2 separate regions of the Homo sapiens genome follow, and region 2 is linked to region 1. Evidence: chromatin loops called from intact Hi-C (ENCODE). Cell type or tissue: endothelial cell of umbilical vein. All regions are shown on one strand.

Region 1 (2,500 bases):
CAGACACCGAGCCGTAGAATTTCTTTTTTTCTCTTGCTTTAGCTGCTTCTCCTGACTCTTTAACAGATGCACTGCCTGAGATTCTGTCCTGAAAGAAGCAAGCATCCCTTTCTCCCAGAAGCAGTCTGTCTCTGGGTTACTGGAACCATGCCTACGGCCTGCAGTGTCCAAGAAATTATATACCACTCATTTGCAGCGTGACCTTGGGCAAGGCCCCTTTCCCACTCTTGACGTGTGTACTTGTGATAATTAGAAAAGGGGCTACCATTTTTTGAGCACCTCTTCTGTGTTCCTGCATTCTCTCATTTAATTCCATCAGGAACTCTGTGAGGTGCATGTGTTATTTTCCCCATTTTACAGAAAGCAGCCCAAGGCATAGAGAGGAGAAGTAATTCCCCACCATCACAGAGCTAGTACCTAGTAAGCAGGGATTGGAACCCAGCCAGCTCTGTCTGGTTCCCAAGCCCACATTCTCAGTACTGTAACCTTACATTGCCTGCCTTCTCCGTTGAACCTGAGCATTCTCAGGGACTTTGAGCCTTGATAGCTGAGGCTTCTGCATAAAACAGCCCTCTGGGTAAATTCTCAAACTTGCCAACTCAAAAGGATTGACAGATTTCCTGTTGTCTTGCCTGCACTTGTCCCCAGTTAAGAGGAGGTTGAGATCAATAGTACCAGCAACATAACAGGTAAAGCTCTGTGGTTGGTTTGTATGGGCCAGTTAGCCCTGCCAGCTGTTTCTGCCTTCTCATGTCTGTCCTGGATCCTAGCTGGGTCTCTCTGAGTGGCCTCCCCTGATCGAGAAAGCATCTTTGTCATTCTTTAGCATCAAACCTGGTTTCTCCCAGTGTGGGGAGAGCCTTTTGTCTTTGGAGTTGGGCCTAACCTGTCCCTGCTGTCCTTTCTCCTCTAGGTTGTGCGTTGAGACTTGGACACCTGCTGAGGGCACTGTGCCCCTTTCCTGGGTGTGGACAACAGGTCATAGGGAAAGGGGAGGGCTCTAGCGGGAAATTCCTTTGTAAACCAGTCTGTGTTCCTGTCATTTTAGATCGAACACCAGGGGGACAAGCTGGAGATGGCGAGAGAGAAACATCAGGCTTCCCAGAAGGAAAATAAACAGCTGAGTCTGAAGGTGGATGAACTGGAGAGGTTAGAGGCACTTGGTCCCATCTCTGTCCTCTTCCTAGGACCTGAGACTTTCAGCCACTTAGCTGTTTTTTGCTTAGTGTGCGGAAGTGTTGAGGGACTCGAGGCCCTGGAAGGTACTAGGCAGACCTCAGAGGAAAAGCTGCTTCCATTTCAGTGGTAAGCATTGTGGGAGAGAGCAAGGGGGCCTCTCAGCCTGGGGAGACACTCCATGACAGCATGATCAGGATCTGCCCACCTGTAGGCACCACCTGTCCCAAAAGGCATGCCTGGTCCAGGCCTGCCAGGAGGGCCCAGTTTGAATGGAGCAGCCAGTATACTGTGGTGGGGGCACTTCCCCACTCTTTTCTGCCCTTTCTTGCCAGTCACCCTTCCCAAGACCTTTCTGATCTGACCGTTCTCTGTTATTTACGGATTGTTGGAGGCAGTCAGAGGTGAAGGGTACGGCTTTGGGAATCAGAAGCCCTGGCCTTGGGGCCCAGCTCTGCCACTTACCAGCATTGTGATCTTGAGCAAATCATTTAATTCCTTTGAAGCTCAATTTCCTCCTTTTGAGGAAAGGGTCAAGGTAGAGTTTATCTATCTATCTATCTATCTATCTATCATCTATCTATCATGTCACTCTGTCACCCAGGCTGGAGTGCAGTGGTGCAATCTCAGCTCACTGCAACCTCGACCTCCTGGGCTCAAGCAATTCTCCTGCCACAGCCTCCCAAGTAGCTGGGACTACAGGCGTATGCCACCATGCCTGGCTAATTTTTGTATTTTTTGTAGAGATGGGGTTTCGCCGTGTTGCCCAGGCTGGTCCTGAACTCCTGGGTTCAAGTGATCCACCCACCTAGGCCTCCTAGAGTGCTGGGAGTACAGGCGGGAGCCACCACACCTGGCTGATAATAATCTTTTCATGGTGGTGGTGTGAGTCTTCAATGATATAATCCTGGTAAAGGTCCTAGCATGTTACCTGGCATAGAGAAGCGCTCAGTATAGCTTAGAACATGTTATTAGTTAGCTGGTATTATCCCAGTTTTAAATATGAGGAAACTGAGCTTGGGGAGGAGTTAAGTGACTTTCCCAGCATCACACTGTTGGTACCTGGCAAAGCATGACTTAGACCCGTGACTGTCTTCCTCGAGAGCTTCTGTGAGCATCTCTAAGAGGTAGGCAAGAGGCCGGGCGTGGTGTCTCACGCCTGTAATCCCAGCGTTTTGGGAGGCCGAGGCGGGCGGATCACGAGGTCAGGAGATCGAGGCCATCCTGGCTAACACGGTGAAATCCCGTCTCTACTAAAAAAAAAAAAAAAAAAAAAAAATATATATATATATATATATATATATATATATATATATATGTATAA
Region 2 (2,500 bases), 62 kb after region 1:
GTCCCTAAAAATCCCTTTCTTGCAAAACTGTATGTCTAGTGGTGTCCTGCCTGAGAATCAGAATTCATTTTGTAGTATTCCAAATGTCTCTTACATCCAGTGCATTCAACTTGCTGAAAGAATGGCAATCCCAATGCTTTGTTTTTAATAGAGACTCCTTTCAGCTTCACTATAATTTTTTTCTCTCTTTTGGGATTCCATAGAGAAACTGACTGCACTCACTGCAGGTGCCAGGTTTACAGAGTCCAGAGCATTTGACCTTTGGTTCGAAAATGTTTGTATCTGCAGTCTTTTGTGTTGCTTAACGCAGTGGGATTCCCACCCACTGCCTCTGCCTGTACAAGAAGATAGAGCTATATATCCCATAAATACCCCCCAATTTTTTTTATTTTTATACTCCCAAATTTTATGCCCCCAAATACCCCCAAATTTTTATTTGGGGAATGAAAATTCCCCAAATACCAAGAACTGCCTCAAACAGCTGTCTCTTGGCGTTCATCAATAAGACAAAGATATTCATGTCTAATCTATTTTGTAGGAATCCATTTTCAGTTGATACTGTGTATAAGTTTGTGTTTGATATCCTGGATCATTCTGAAGCATGCTGTATCTTTGGATTAAATTAGAAATTTCTTTTTTTTTTTTTTTTTTTTTTGAGACGGAGTCTCGCTCTGTCGCCCAGGCTGGAGTGCAGTGGCGCGATCTCGGCTCACTGCAAGCTCCGCCTCCCAGGTTCACGCCATTCTCCTGCCTCAGCCTCCCGAATAGCTGGGACTACAGGTGCCCGCCACCACGCCCGGCTAATTTTTTGTATTTTTAGTAGAGACGGGGTTTCACCGTGTTAGCCAGGATGGTCTCAATCTCCTGACCTCGTGATCCATCTGCCTCAGCCTCCCAAAGTGCTGGGATTACAGGCGTGAGCCACCGCGCCCAGCTGTATATTAGAAATTTCTAGCCAAGATTCATATATTCAGACCCCACTCTTCTTCCGAGATCTGGTAGTATTGTAAGAATGCTGACAAGTTCATTTTATTCATTTTATTTATTACAATAGAGGACATAGTTGTAATTCCTGCTTTATCCCCCTGAGATTCGCATTACTTGCTGAATGATGCAGCTAACGTTTGACTGCTGCGTTGCAGCATTTATAAATAGCCTACGTCTTCAGTCTCCTCTAATAATATTTTGCAAATATATACCTTTTTTTTTAAGTTACCTTAAATGGGAAGTTGTCCTTAAACATATAGAGAATATACTTAGCACTTCATTTCCCCTCCTTCAGTCTCTATGTGAACAGACTTGATTGGCAAAATCAGAGACAGTTGGCTCCTTTGAGATAAGCAGTCAGTTGATTGCATTCCTAGGAAGTCGTCTCTGTTGTGGTTTTTAGGCAGTTAGTGGAACTGATAGATAGGCTGGTAAGATTGGAGTTTGTTTTTTAATGGCACGTTTCCCAGATTTTTCCTTTCTGGTGCTCTCAAAAGGCGTTAATCCCATATGGCTGGGAACAGCCTGGAACGTTCTCTGTGAAGTCGGCCTTATCAGTCTGCTGCATATGCCAGGGAAGGGGTGGGGTGCTTGCAGCATGCAGCCTCGGTTGTGGAAGGAATGTGGCACGCCCAGGCCGAGCTGAGCTGACATTTCAGTAACTGACAGTTTCGGGTGAGAGGCTGTAGCACCTTTGGATGGCAGGAATTCTTAATGATATTTATGAGAATTTTCCTGTGTTTAATGTAGTCTGCAGAAATGACCCTTTTAGGAGCAAAAAGAAACTGGAACTCGTGTAGATAAACAAGAGACAGCTCCCTGTCAGGTTAAGAGGGGGGAAACTCTCACTAACCCATAATGTTTTTTGGTGTCTCCTGTAATTGCACAAATGAAAATTCTGAATGCTGACTGCAGTGGGAGCACATTGGTGACTTTCAGATACCCAGCTCCCCAGAGACAGCCTGTTGTGGCTTGGCAGACCTCCCACCTACTGACGTCAGCTGATCTACTGCAGGAAAGAAAAGTCCATTATTGCCTGACCAAAGCACTTGGTATAGAATTGACTCGTTCTACTTCACTGGGGTGACAAAGAGGGCCTTTTAGGTTGGTTAATTTCAGCAGGGCCTTGCTGAACTGTCTCTCTGGATTGGCAGGATCAAATCAGCAAGCTGGGCCCAAGCAGGGGGACTTGCTCAGATGGAACCTTTGCGATATTATGATGGAGATTTTCTTATCATAAAGGGCTGTTCCCAAATGTGATTTAATTTCTGTAGCAGGTAAAGGATTTTAGAAATGCAGTGACTCCTGTGATAGGAGGCAGAACAGCACCATACACTCGAATCCTGGAGACTGCCATCTCTTTCAGGAGCTCGTGTGCAGTGTCGTTATTGTTCCATGTGTAACTATGCCTTCCTTGGAAAATTTCTTTACAAGAAAATTTTGGAAGCAAACAAATTAGATGCATAATTTCTCAATGTTTTTCCATCTTAACTGTTTCCTGAGGGTTGAGAAC

The links. Hi-C counts contacts between places; a loop is a spot of excess contacts. Peaks named below come from ENCODE experiments on the same cell type or tissue, not always from the same donor. Only the 100,000 strongest peaks of a DNase experiment are listed, where the experiment ranks them.
Region 2: a loop joins it to region 1, with 5 times the contacts of the local background. A loop is called at or near these places in 44 of 110 quality-filtered maps.

The regions. Positions count from the first base shown.
Region 1 is chr9:128,494,993-128,497,492 of GRCh38, forward strand. ODF2 (outer dense fiber of sperm tails 2) reads left to right here. Exons shown (of 21, transcript NM_001351578.2): 18 at 1,049-1,149. Among named protein-coding and RNA genes, the nearest start is that of GLE1, 8.5 kb to the right of the region's middle. RefSeq lists enhancers at 1-294, 838-1,132. In endothelial cell of umbilical vein, a CTCF peak has its summit at 1,044; no DNase peak of the experiment used is centred here; H3K27ac peaks cover 856 bases.
Region 2 is chr9:128,557,167-128,559,666 of GRCh38, forward strand. The region is part of intron 1 of SPTAN1 (spectrin alpha, non-erythrocytic 1); the gene reads left to right. Among named protein-coding and RNA genes, the nearest start is that of SPTAN1, 5.8 kb to the left of the region's middle. RefSeq lists an enhancer at 1,711-1,770. In endothelial cell of umbilical vein, no CTCF peak of the experiment used is centred here; DNase peaks (open chromatin) are centred at 1,465 and 1,945; H3K27ac peaks cover 1,736 bases.